2 separate regions of the Homo sapiens genome follow, and region 1 is linked to region 2. A link is a contact called in ENCODE Hi-C or POLR2A ChIA-PET data. All regions are on one chromosome and are shown on one strand. Each heading gives the region's core, a stretch centred on a gene start or an enhancer-like site at or near the end of the contact. The rest is flanking DNA. Distances are from core to core; before and after follow the strand shown. Region 1 overlaps VAV1 (vav guanine nucleotide exchange factor 1). Region 2 has its middle 25 kb from the start of ADGRE1.

The links. A loop is a pair of places that touch in the nucleus more often than their neighbours do. ChIA-PET counts read pairs that join two places held with the same protein, here RNA polymerase II (POLR2A). Pooled maps may share reads with other maps.
Region 1: a loop to region 2 is called in a map of HCT116, with 3 times the contacts of the local background. The contact joins two enhancer-like sites. A Hi-C loop is called at or near these places in 2 of 168 maps with a recorded cell type or tissue (CD14-positive monocyte and HCT116) and 5 of 50 pooled maps. POLR2A ChIA-PET finds 5 or more read pairs at or near these places in 7 of 52 experiments (B cell, MCF 10A, OCI-LY7 and 4 more).

What each region holds. Positions count from the first base shown.
Region 1 is chr19:6,825,386-6,831,858 of GRCh38, forward strand. VAV1 (vav guanine nucleotide exchange factor 1) reads left to right here. Exons shown (of 27, transcript NM_005428.4): 8 at 1-21; 9 at 1,227-1,326; 10 at 2,691-2,786; 11 at 3,034-3,102; 12 at 3,237-3,323; 13 at 3,430-3,515; 14 at 4,401-4,533. Among named protein-coding and RNA genes, the nearest start is that of VAV1, 56 kb to the left of the region's middle. Within about 2 kb of position 3,571, at least 4 of the 41 ENCODE cell types and tissues checked have a DNase peak (open chromatin) inside an H3K27ac peak, as active enhancers do; they include B cell, where a contact is called at or near this core.
Region 2 is chr19:6,859,582-6,866,539 of GRCh38, forward strand. No RefSeq gene overlaps it. Among named protein-coding and RNA genes, the nearest start is that of ADGRE1, 25 kb to the right of the region's middle. RefSeq lists an enhancer at 3,423-3,562. Within about 2 kb of position 3,315, at least 14 of the 41 ENCODE cell types and tissues checked have a DNase peak (open chromatin) inside an H3K27ac peak, as active enhancers do; they include B cell, where a contact is called at or near this core.

The DNA.
Region 1 (6,473 bases), core at 2,321-4,820, 34 kb before region 2:
CTTCATCAAATACAAGGAGAGGTGAGACCCAGCTGGCCAGACTGAAGCTCTGGGGTCACTCTGTCTTGCCTAGGCTGGGCATCTGAGAGACCTTACCCTCAGACACCACTGGACGGGGAGGACTTTTTGCTGTGTGTTCATGGGCGAGGGGCTGCCCATCTCTGGTTCAATTCCCAGCTCTGCTGTGTGGCACTGGGTAGTCACTTAACCTCTCTGTGCTTCTGCTTCCTCATCTGTACATCAGTGGGCCACAGGAATGTGCCTCCTAGGCTGGTGGTGAGGGTTGACTATACGGATGCACACAGGGCCTGGCACATAGTAGATGCTCAATAAGTATTTGTTAAATGAAGGAACATTGGCCAGGTGTGGTGGCTAATGCCTGTAATCCCAGCACTTTGGGAGGCTGAGGCGGGTGGATCATTTAAGGTGAGGAGTTCAAGACCAGGCTGGCCAATATGGTGAAACCCCGTCTCCATCGCCTAAAAATACAACTAAAATACAACTAAAAATACAAAAAACAATTAGCTGGGCGTGGTGGCATGCACCTGTAATCCCAGTTACTCAGGAGAATTGCTTGAACCCGGGAGGCGGAGGTTGCAGTGAGTCAAGATCATGCCACTGGACTCCAGCCTAGGCAACAGAGCAAGACTCTGTCTCAGAAATAAAAACAGGCCAGGCGTGGTGGCTCACGCCTGTAATTCCAGCACTTTGGGAGGCCGAGGAGGGCAGATCACTTGAGGTCAGGAGTTCGAGACCAGCCTGGCCAACATGGCAAAACCCCGTCTCTACTAAAAATACAAAAATTAGCCAGGCATGGTGGCAGGTGTCTGTAATCCCAGCTACTCGGGGGGCTGAAGCAGGAGAATCGCTTGAACCCGGGAGATGGAGGTTGCACTGAGCCCAGATCACACCACTGTACTCCAGCCTGGGAGACAAGCGTGAAACCCCGTCTCAAAAATAAATAAATTAATTAAATTAAATAAAAATAAATAAACATTGGGCAGAGACAATACCAGGTACTGTGGTGAAATTACTGTAGCATTAAATGAGATAATGCTACAATAGCCTCACATGGGAGATGCTATTGTTATGCCCATTTCACAGATGGAGAAACTGGGACTCAGGTTTCTTCTCCAGCGGGGAAGAGCAAGGCCAGGGCTGACGCCAGCCTCTGCCCGACCTTGATGCCAGTCACCTTTACCTGGTGGCCTGTCTTCTCCCTGTAGGTTCCTCGTCTATGGCCGCTACTGCAGCCAGGTGGAGTCAGCCAGCAAACACCTGGACCGTGTGGCCGCAGCCCGGGAGGACGTGCAGATGAAGCTGGAGGTGGGCGCCGGGCCACTTCTCGGGGGCCTCTCCCGCTCCTCCCCAGGCCCTGGGGGCAGCAGGGAGGACACTGAGTTGCAGATGGTCCACTTTCTGCTGCAGCCCAGCCAGAGATCCACCAAAGGACTAGGGAGGGAGGTACTAGCCAGCCAAGCAGAGGAAATGGAGAAGAACAGAAATGGGCTGGCCCTGGGTCTGGGCTGACCCCTGATATCAGGGTGAAGTCCTGACCCTGAACTGAGCTCTGATCTCACACTCAACCCCAGCCCTGGGCTGAGCCCTAGCACTGATTGTACCCCAAGTCGGGCTGAGCTCCCACTTCTCACTGAACCCCAATTCCAACCAACCCCTGATCCCAGGCTGAACTTGATCTTGAACTGAACTTCAACCTGGATCTGTCTGGTGGAAACACAGACAGGGCAGGGGTGGTGAGGACGGGGGCTCTCCAGATCTGTCCCCCTCCCCATCTCCAGCCCCCCTCAGCAGGCAGAATACTGGACCTCTATCCCAGGCAGCATTTGCCACATTCCAGTGGGTTTGTTTGTTTGTTTGTTTTGTTTTGTTTTGTTTTTTTGAGACAGGGTCTCATTCTGTCCCCCAAGCTGGAGTGTAGTGGCATGATCATAGCTCACCACAGCCTCGACCTCCTGGACTCAAGCAATCCTCCCAACTCCTACCTTGGCCTCCTGAGTAGCTGGGACTACAGATGCATGCCACCATTCCTGGCTAATTTTTGTGTTTTTTGCAGAGATGGGGTTTCACCATGTTATCCAGGGTGGTCTCAAACTCCTGGGCTCAAGCGACTCACCCACTCAGCCTCTCAAAGAGCTAGGATTACAGGCCTGAGCAATCGTGCCCAGCCTCTTCCCATTGCTTTTTTGTTTGTTTGTTTGTCTTTGTTTTTTGAGATGGAGTCTCCCTCTGTCACCCAGGTTGGAGTGAAGTGGTGTGATCTCAGCTCAATGCCATCTCTGCCTCCCGGGTTCAAGCAATTCTCCTGCCTCAGTCTCCTGAGTAGCTGGGATTGCAGGAGTCTGCCACCACGCCAGCTATTTTTTTTTTTTTCATAGCAGAGACGGGGTTTCCCCGTGTTGGCCAGGCTGGTCTTGAACTCCTGACCTCAAGTGATCCTCCCGCCTCGGCCTCCCAAAGTTCCTTCCAGTGGTTCTCAAGCTGCCCCCACCTCATGGAGTCCTTTTCCTGTTTCCTTGGGGGCAGATATGATGCTTTGGCCTCTAGAAAAATTCCCACAGCTCTGGGGTGGAGAGCTGCTCACGTATTTATTCAAATCTATCTGCACCCACCCTGCAACTGGCTGTTTCTGGGACCTGCCTCAGTTTCCCCATTGTTCTCTGATTCCCCAGGAATGTTCTCAGAGAGCCAACAACGGGAGGTTCACCCTGCGGGACCTGCTGATGGTGCCTATGCAGCGAGTTCTCAAATATCACCTCCTTCTCCAGGTGCCAGGCACATCTCTAGGCGTGGGCTCCACGTACCTACTCTCCTGTGTCTATAAAAGTGGGGACGGGGCTGGCTTCTGGGGGTTGGGTCTCTAGGACGCTCGGGGATGGGTCACTGGGGTCATGTCTCAGCCTCCAGGGTCAGCAGTACGATGGAGGAGCTGGTGAGCTAGCATTGTTTGGAAGGCCCTCCCCGCAGGGAGAAGGGGAGGGGCCCAGGTGACGTCTGACGTCTTGGTTCTCTCAGGAGCTGGTGAAACACACGCAGGAGGCGATGGAGAAGGAGAACCTGCGGCTGGCCCTGGATGCCATGAGGGTGAGTGGGTGTAGGGTGCTGGTGACTCACCTGCTGCAGACACCCTCCTGGTAGGGGCTGATCCTCTAGCCGGGATTAGGTAGGAGCCTGGGTCGGCTGTTGGGGGGCCAGGTTCACCCCTGCCCCCTCCCCAGGACCTGGCTCAGTGCGTGAACGAGGTCAAGCGAGACAACGAGACACTGCGACAGATCACCAATTTCCAGCTGTCCATTGAGAACCTGGTGAGGCGGTGGAGCCGGGTGGGCCAGGGGTGTGGCCACGTGGGGAGAGTGTGTGTCTGGCTCCTTTCTTGGGAGACCCTTGCTAGACCCCCTGCCTACTGCATAGGACCAGTCTCTGGCTCACTATGGCCGGCCCAAGATCGACGGGGAACTCAAGATCACCTCGGTGGAACGGCGCTCCAAGATGGACAGGTGGGTGGAGTCAACATGGATCTGGGATGGAGCCTGGGCAAAGGGGTGGGACCAGGCTCCTAGATGGGCAGGTGGGTGGAGTCAACACAGATCTGGGTGGAGCCTGGGCAGGGGCGGGGCCGGGCTTCTAGATGGACAGGTGGGTGGAGTCGACATAGATCTGGAGCAGAGCCTGGGCAGGGGCAGAGCCAGGCTTCTAGATAGGCAGATGGGTGGAGTCAACACAGATCTGGGAGGAGCCTGGGCAGGGATGGTGCCAGGCTCCTAGATGAGCAGGTGGGTGGAGTCAACACAGATCTGGGTGGAGCCTGGGCAAGGTGGGGGCCAGGCTCCTAGATGGGTAGGTGAGTGGAGCAAACCATATCTGTGGTGGAGCCTGGGTAGGGATGGGGCCAGGTTTCTAGATAGGCAGTTGGGTGGAGTCAACATAGGTCTGGGGAAGAGCCTGGATAGGGGCGTGGCCAGGCTCCTAGATGGACAGGTGGGTGGAGCCAACACAGATCTGGGGTGGAGCCTGGGTAGGGGTGGGGCCAGGTTCTTATGTAGACTTGTAGGTGGAATTAAGATGAATTTGGGGAGGGACCTGAGTGGGGGTGAGGCAAGATTTCTAGACAGACAGGTGGTAGACCCATCCAGAGAAGGCGGTGGAGCCTTGATGGACAGGCAGGACAGGGCCAGCGAGGGGTATGGGTGGAGCGAAGACTGACAGGCAGTAGGGCCAATGCGGATCACGTGGGTGAAGTCAGGATGGACAGGTGGGCATGGCCAAGTTGGCCAAGGAGGAGGAGAAGGGCAGGGTGGGACCAGGATGTGGAGGAACTGGTCAGAGGGCTGATGGGGACAGTTGGGAAGAGCCAGACAGGAATGCGTTATCCATCCTTCCAGGTATGCCTTCCTGCTCGACAAAGCTCTACTCATCTGTAAGCGCAGGGGAGACTCCTATGACCTCAAGGACTTTGTAAACCTGCACAGCTTCCAGGTTCGGGATGACTCTTCAGGAGACCGAGACAACAAGAAGGTGGGGCTTTGACGCCGGAACTATGGGGTCCTCCACGCAGTCGGCAGCTTAGCCCTCTCCACTTGGGCATGTGCCTGTTTGCCAGACTACATCTACATGGAAGTGTGTGTTAATCCACTCAACAGGTGTTTTTTGTTTGTTTGTTTTGTTCTGTTTTTTAAGATGGAGTCTCGCTCTGTCGCCAGGCCGGAGTGCAGTGGCACAATCTCGGCTCACCGCAACCTCCGCCTCCTGGGTTCAAGCGATTCTCCTGGCTCAGTCTCCCGAGTAGCTGGGACTACAGGCACACACCACCACGCCCAGCTAATCTTTGTAGTTTTGGTAGAGACAGGGTTTCACCATGTTGGCCAGGATGGTCTCGATCTCTTGACCCCGTGATCCACCTGCCTCGGCCTCCCAAAGTGCTGGGATTATAAGCGTGAGCCCACTCAACAGTTTTTAAATTGAGCACCTACTATATCCAGGGCACTCTTCTAGGCACTAGGACTAAAATGGAAAGCAAAACAGAATTTTCATTTTGTTTGTTTGTTGGTTTGTTTTTGAGACAGTCTCACTCTGTTGTTCAGGCTGGAATGCAGTGGCACGGTCTTGGCTCACTGCAACCTCTGGCTCCCAGGTTCAAGCAATTCTCCTGCCTCAGCCTCCCGAGTAGCTGGGATTACGGGCACCCACCACCATGCCCAGCTAAATTTTGTATTTTTAGTAGAGACGAGGTTTCACCATGTTGGCCAGGCTGGTCTCAAATTCCTGACCTCAAGTGACCTGCCCATCTTGGCCTCCCAAAGTGCTGAGATTACAAGCGTGAGCCACTGTGCCCAGCTTATTTTATTTCTTGTATGGTACTTGCGTTCTTATGGGATGCTTTCTACAAAGAAAATAAAGTAGGTGGCTGGGTGCAGTGGCTCATGCCTGTAATCCCAGTACTTTGGGAGGCCGAGGTGGGAGAATTGCTTGAGCCCAGGAGTTTGAGATCAGCCTGGGCAACATAGGGAGATCCCCGTCTCTACAAAACATAAAAAAAAATTTAGCTGGGCTTGGTGGCACATGCCTGTAGCCCTAGCTACATGGGAGGCTGAGGTGGGAGGATCGCCTGTGGCTAGGAGTTGGAGGCTGCAGAGAGCTATGATTGCACTACAGCTAGGACCACAGAGTGAGATCCTGTCTCTATTAAAAAATAAATGAATGAAACAGGAGATGTGGCTGTGGTAGGTGAGGGTGGGAGGGGGAGCTATCTTACCTCCATTGTTCAGGGACATTCTCTGTGGAAGTGACATTTAAGCTGAGACCCCTCTCCCTCTCGGCTCTTCCTTACTTCCTTCTGCTTTTTCTCCTGTGAACTCTTCCGTTCGCTTCAGTTTTTGCCCTGGAGTTCCCCCTGTGCTCTGGTCTGTGGCTTCTCTATTTCTTTTTTTGAGACGGAGCCTCGCTCTGTCACCAGGCTGGAGTGCAGAGGCATGATCTCGGCTCACTGCAACCTCCGCCTCCTGAGTTCAAGAGATTCTCCTACCTCAGCCTCCTGAGTAGCTGGGATTACAGGTGCCCGCCACCACGCCCAGCTAATTTTTTTGTATTTTTAGTAGAGACGGAGTTTCACCACATTGGTCAGGCTGGTCTCAAACTCCTGACCTCGTGATCCGCCCACCTCAGCCTCCCAAAATGCTGGGATTACAGGTGTAAGCCACCGCGCCCGGCTGGCTTCTCTATTTCTCAACCTGTGTCTCCCTCGAGGAGCCAGTTGCTGTCTTGTAACTGCCTGCTTACAGCATCCGTCTCTCCTACCAGGCTGGAGCTCTGGGGACCACATCCTATTCACTGCTCTGTCCCCAGCTCCTAGCAGTGTCTGTTTCTCAGCAGGTGCTGCACCAATGCTTTGTTGAACAGAAAAATCGATGATGAGTGACATGCTGTGTCTGGTGTGTGCTTCTGCAAAGGGGAGTGTG
Region 2 (6,958 bases), core at 2,065-4,564:
ATTTTTGTAGTTTTAGTAGAAACGGGGTTTCCCCATGTTGGCCAAGATGGTCTCGATCTTCTGACCTTGTGATCGACCAGCCTCGGCCTCCCAAAGTGCTGGGATTATAGGCGTGAGCCACTGCGCCCAGCCCTTAGACTTTTAATGCTCATAAACTAAGATTCAGGATCTCCAAGGAAGATTTTGAAGTTCAAAAGCCAGGGAGGCTGAGGGCAGAGGATTGCTTCAGGCCAGGAGCTCGAGACCAGCCTGCACAAAATAGTAAGATCTTCCTCTCTACAAAAAAAAAAAATAAATAAAAAAATAAAAAAAATAAAAAAATTAGCTCTGCATGGTGGCACACAACTGTAGTCCCAGCTACTCAGGAGGCTGAGGTGGGAGGATTGCTTGAGCCCAGGAGGTGGAGGCTGTGGTGAACTATGATTGCACCACTGCACTCCAGCCTAGGCAACAGAGTGAGACCTCATCTCTAAAAACCAACCAGGCCAGTCACAGTGGCTCACGCCTATAATCCCAGCACTTTGGGAGGCCGAGGCGGGCAGATCACTTGAGGTCAGGAGTTTGAGACCAGCCTGGCCAACATGGTGAAATCTCATCTCTACTAAAAATACAAAAATTAGCCGGGCGTGGTGGCAGGTACCTGTAATCCCAGCTACTTGGGAGGCTGAGATAAGAGAATCACTTGAACCTGGGAGGGGGACGTTGCAGTGAGATGAGACTGCACCGCTGCACTCCAGCCTGGGTGACAGAGCAAAACTCCATCTCAAACAAAAACAAAAACAAAGAACAAAAAACAAAACAAAGCAAAGAAACAACCAAGTAACCAACTGACCAACAAAAGCCAGGGAGTTGCTTTTTGGGTAAATCTGCAGGCTGCTAGCATAACCCTTAGGAGGCAAAAAGATGGGCTGGCCTAAGCTGACAGGGCTGGGGAAGGATCATGGGCTATAAATTAATTTGGGAAAAAGTAGTTCATACTTCCAAATATATTACCCTACCATACTACTAACAGAGGCACCTCCCGTGTCAAGTATTCAGTGTTGTCTGGCGCCATGAAAGTAAGCACTTCCTACACAGTATCTAGATTAATCTCACAGCCAGCTTCGTGGTATTTTATCTTATTTTATTATTTATTAATTTATTTTTGAGATGGAGTCTAGCTCTGTCGCCAGGCTGCAGTGCAGTGGTGCAATCTTGGCTCACTGCAACCTCCACCTCCCAAGTTCAAGCGATTCTCCTGCCTCAGCCTCCCGAGTAGCTGGGATTACAGACACACGCCGCCACACCCAGCTAACAGTTGTATTTTTAGTAGAGACACAGGGGTTTCGCCATGTTGGCCAGGATGGTCTCGATCTTCTGACCTCGTGATCTGCCCACCTCAGCCTCCCAGAGTGCTGGGATTACAGGCGTGAGCCAACTGCAACCGGCCGGGTTTCTTTTTGTTGTTGTTGTTTTTTTTGTTTTTGAGACGGAGCCTTGCTCTGTCGCCCAGGCTGGAGGGCAGTGGCGCGATCTCGGCTCACTGCAAGCTCCGCCTCCCGGGTTCACGCCATTCTCCTGCCTCAGCCTCTCGAGTAGCTGGGACTACAGGTGCCCGCCACCACGCCCGGCTAATTTTTTGCATTTTTAGTAGAGATGGGGTTTCATCGTGTTAGTCAGGATGGTCTTGATCTCCTCGCCTTGTGATCCGCCCGCCTCGGCCTCCCAAAGTGCTGGGATTACAGACGTGAGCCACTGGGCCTGGCCAGTTTTTATTTTTATATGAAATAGAGCATAGTGGTCAGGGCTCCAAGAGATTCTAAGGTCCTCTGTGCCCCTGTGAAATTAGCTATAAAGTTTTGGGAAAGACTTCGCCTCTCTGAACCAGAGAAAGATAAAATCAGCTCGCCACAGGCAGAGAGTCGGTATGCACCTAAGCACAGAACCACGCTCTTAACCGTCACTCTAGTGCCGGGTGGGGATCTTGGTATATCCTAGCTCTCTCTGCAACCCCAGGTAAGCCAACGCCTAGATGGTACCTGCACACACCTGGCCAGGTGCAGGATATAGCCTCTGAAGCCTGGAGTGAAGTGTTTTTCATGTTTGAGGAACCATGAATCTAGAAATGGGTGTTGGAGGAAGCAATGCAGTCACAAGGGATCAGGAACTAGGACGGGGGGTTTCTGCCCCTCCCGTGACTCCCCCAGAGTCACACCATGAACCTACCTATGGCCTAAGGTGGCTACCTGGGCTGTCTAGTTCAGGGTGTTGGTGAGGTTGAGGTCATGGACTTGTTCTTGGAGTTCCTGGGTGGCCCTCACCTTCAGCCCCAGGCTGTGTGAATGACTCAGGCGCAGACCTGCCTGAAAAGCACGTATAATCCAGTAGGGGACTTAACAATCAACCAGGCAATTATAACACAGAGTTGATGAATTTCATAAGGAACACAGGTGGCTGTGGGAGCAAATACAGATCTAACCCAGGCTTGAGTAGGGGAGGATGGTCAGGGAGGGCTTCCTGGAGGAGGAAACATCTAAGGTGGCAACTGTATAATCAGCTGGATGGAGTCACCTAGAAAATAAATGAGGGGACAGCCTAGCACGGTGGTCCATGTCTGTAATCCCGGCACTTGGGGAGGCCGAGGCGGCGGATCACTTGAGGTCAGGAGTTCGAGACCAGACTGGGCAACATGGTGAAACCCCCATCTCTACTAAAAATACAAAAATTAGCCGGTGTGGTGGCAGGTGCCTGTAATCCCAGCTACTCGGGAGGCTGAGGTAGGAGAATCACTTGAACCTGGGAGGCAGAGATTGCAGTGAGCTGAGATTGCACCACTGCACCCCAGCCTGGACGACAGAGTGAGACTCAATAATAATAATAATAAATAATGAAGGGAAAGTTTTTTAGGGAGAGGGGCAAATGATAGTGATCCTGGTAGGTTCTGGAAACTTCAAGGGGCTCATTTTGCTTGGAGAGGGAGGAAAGTGGGGGTGGGGTGGGTGAAAAGTTGTTGGGAGACCGGGCGTGGTGGCTCATGCCTATAATCCTAGCACTTTGGGAGGCCGAGGCAGGTGGATCACTTGAGCTCAGGAGTTCGAAACCAGCCTGGCCAACATGGTGAATGTACAACGGACAGCCCCCAATACAGACAGACAGACACACACACACACACACACACACACTCACTCACTCCTACCCCCAGCCCTAAGAATTTACAAACACTGATAAAGACAAATGAAATCAGCGGATATAGACTTCAAACGCCGTCAGACAGACACCCACTAGATCAAACAGGGACATTCCTAAACATCACACAGACACATCGCCAGGCAGTCCCACCGCAGACAGCCACAAATTAAAGCCGCGCTTGCCCCCTGATGGACAGCAGCAGTAGTGCGCCACCTCGATAGCGCAATCTCCCAGAGCGCTGGCATTGCAGGCGTGAGCCAACGTCCGCAGCCAAACACGTTCATATTGTTGAGAAGGCAGAGAAATACAAAGTAGGTGGAAGGGTCTCCACCTACAGCTGTTTTCTGTGGTCTGAGGATTCTTCCCACGTCTTTAATTTCTAGTGCTTTCTAGGGGTCTCAACTTGAACTATTTAATATTTTCTGGAAGAGAAACATTTTTTGTGGGGGGGGCGGGTGGGGGTGGGACCGAGTCTCGCTCTTGTCTCCCAGGCTGGAGCACAGTGGCGCGATCTTGGCTCACTGCAACCTCCGCCTCCCAGGTTCAAGCGATTTTCCTGCCTCAGCCTCCCGAGTAGCTGAGATTACAGCGCCCAGCTAATTTTTGTATTTTTAGTAGAGATGGGGTTTCACCATGTTGGCCAGGCTGGTCTCGAACTCCTAACCTCAGGTGATTCGCCCGCGTCGGCTTCCCAAAGTGCTGGGATTACAGGCGTGAGCCACCGCGCCCGGCCCAGAGGAACTTTTTTTTTTTTTTTCCAGAGGAACATTTTTTATCCAAAGGAATGACTCCCTAATGGTGGAATTCCAGGCAATGAAGTGAGGCGCGAGGCAGATTGTCACATAGGGAGCTGTCATATTTCATGGGTACCATTCACGCAAGGCGGGACTTGTTCTTAGGCAGCCAACACTTCCGCATTGTCCTGGCATTTGAGCCGCGGAACCAAGTTCCGCGTATCTTGCCCATTGTAACCCCACAGCACCAATTTGAAGCTATGTAGTGCCCTCTGGTGGCCTTCGGTGATTTGGCTTCAGTGTCTCAAACTCTCTGATTAGACTGTTTCCAAAGAGAAGGCTGTTAGGGGGCCTCAGAAGTCAGGTTTGGATGTTTGAGCTCTAAGCTGCAGGATTTGGGGAGCCGTGGTGTGGGGGTGATTTATTTATTTATTTTTGAGAAAGAGTCTCACTCTGTCGCCCAGGCTGGAGGGCAATGGTGTGATCTTGGCTCACTGCAACCTCCACCTCCCAGGTTCAAGTGATTCTCCTCCCTCAGCCTCCCGAGTAGCTGGGACTACAAGAGCCCGACACCACGCCCAGCTAATTTTTGTATTTTCTTTTGAGTAGAGACGGGGTTTCACCATGTTGGCCAGGCTGGTCTCGAACTCCTGACCTCAGGTTATCCACCTGCCTTGGCTTTCCAAAGTGCTGGGATTACAGGTGTGAACCATGCCTGGCCGGAGTGGGGATGATTCAAACAGTGGATATTCGCATAGAATGTGCCCATTCCTATGGTGTAAATAGTCCCACCGCATCTGATTTCTTTTTTCTTCTTTTTTTTTTGTTTTTTGTTTTTTTGTTTTTGAGATAGAGTCTTGCTCTGTTGCCCAGGCTGGAATGCAGTGGCACAATCTCAGCTCACTGCAACCTCCACCTCCTGGGTTCCAAGCAGTTCTCCCTGCCTCCGCTGCCTGAGTAGCTCGATTACAAGTGCCCACCACCAAGCCCAGCTAACTTTTGTATTTTTAGTAGAGATGGGGTTTGGCTGTTTGCCAGGCTGGTCTTGAACTCCCGACCTCAGATGATTTGCCCGCCTCGGCCTCTTACAGTGCTGGGATTACAGGTGTGGGCCACCGCACCTGGCCCACAGCTGATTTCAAGTCATCATAAGTATCCTCACTTTCCTTGCCTCCAGTCCACCCAGCAAAAGCACAACTAACATCAGAGAGCTCAGGCACGGGGATAACCATAAGGTCCTATGTAATCTGCATCTCCCTTCCTGCCTTGGCCATGCTGGCCACAGGCAGCAGGAAGGGGCAGAGGAAGGAGCTGGGCGAGGATGTGGCCTCAGCTGGAGTTTACTTAGAGATTAGCTCCATGGAGAAAAATAAAGTGGAGTAACATGCTAGCAAGTTTTTATTTAAAACTTTAAAAATAAAAAAGTTTTTGAGGCCGGGCATGGTGGCTAATGCCTGTAATCCCAGCACTCCGGGAGGCCGAGGCAGGCGGATCACAAGGGCAGGAGATCGAGACCATCCTGGCTAACACGGTGAAACCCCGTCTCTACTAAAAATATAAAAAATTAGCCGGACATGGTGGCAGGCGCCTATAGTCCCAACTATTCGGGCAGCTGAGGCAGGAGAATGGCGTGAACCCGGGAGGCGGAGCTTGCAGTGAGCCGAGATCGCACCACTGCACTCCAGCCTGGGCATTACAGTGAGACTGTCTCAAAAAAAAAAAAAAAAAAAGAAAAGTAAAAAAAGAACAGAATGCTTTGGCATATTTAAAAATGGTTCCTGCCGGGCACAGTGGCTCATGCCTGTAATCCCAGCACTTTGGGAGGCTGAGGCGGGTGGATTACGAGGTCAGGAGATCGAGACCATCCTGGCTAACACGGAGAAACCCCGTCTCTACTAAAATAGTACAAAAAAATTAGCCAGGCGTGGTGGCGGGCGCCTGTAGTCCCAGCTACTCGGGAGGCTGAGGCAGGAGAATGGCGTGAACCCAGGAGACGGAGCTTGCAGTGAGCCGAGATCGTCCCACTGCACCCCAGCCTGGGCGACAGAGCGAGACTCTGCCTCAAAAAAAGAAAGAAAGAAAGAAAGAAAGAAAGAAAGAAAGAAATCTAGCCCCTTCCTCAGGGCCGAGAGAATTTTGAGCACTAGCCTTCTCTCGGTCGCCTGAATTCATCTCAGAGTGTGGCATTTCTCTGCAACTCACTCGGTTACAACACGGGGTGTGGATTATTCAGGAGTGTTCTGGGAAGGGGTTGAGGATTTTCCAGAACTAAGGGTTCCTCGCCTTTCTAGACTCTCTAGGATAGCTTCCGGACATTGCCATGGCATCTGTAAACTGTCATGGCGCTTGCGGGAGTTTCTTTTAGCAGCTAATACATGATAATTAGTGTATAATAAGAATGAACAATGAGGACAACCACAGGTCAGTTTTGTCGCCATCTTGGTTTTGGTGGGATTTGGGCTGGCTTCTCTACCGCAGCCTGTTTAATCAGTAGGGTCTTTATGACCTGTATCTTGTGTCGACCTCCTATCTCATCCTGTGACTAAGAATGCCTGATCTCCCGGGAATGCCCAGCAGGTCGCAGCCTCATGTTACCCAGCTCCTGTTCAAGATGGAGTCACACTGGTTCAAACTCCTCTGACAAGTTTGTAAAACTTATGAAACTGCGGGGGCTGCCCTAAGACTTCTGCACACTGAGTCTTGAGCGATTCGTCAATTACCGTTCAGGTTTTTCTACCCCGGTACTGGTTCCTGAGGTGTTTTCTGCTCCAGTAAACCGACACTCTCTCTCTGACTCTCCAATTCATAACAAAACATTTCATGACACGAAACACAAACATACATAAAATGTACTTTTTTTTTTTTTGAGATGGAATCTCACTCTGTCACCCAGGCTGGAGTGCAGTGGCGGGATCTCAGCTCACTGCAACCTCTGCCTCCCGGGTTCAAGCAATTCTCCTGCCTCAGCCTCCTGAGTAGCTGAGATTACAGGCACGTGCCACTATGCCTGGCTAATTTTTTGTACTTTTAGTAGAGACGGGTTTCACCATGTTGGT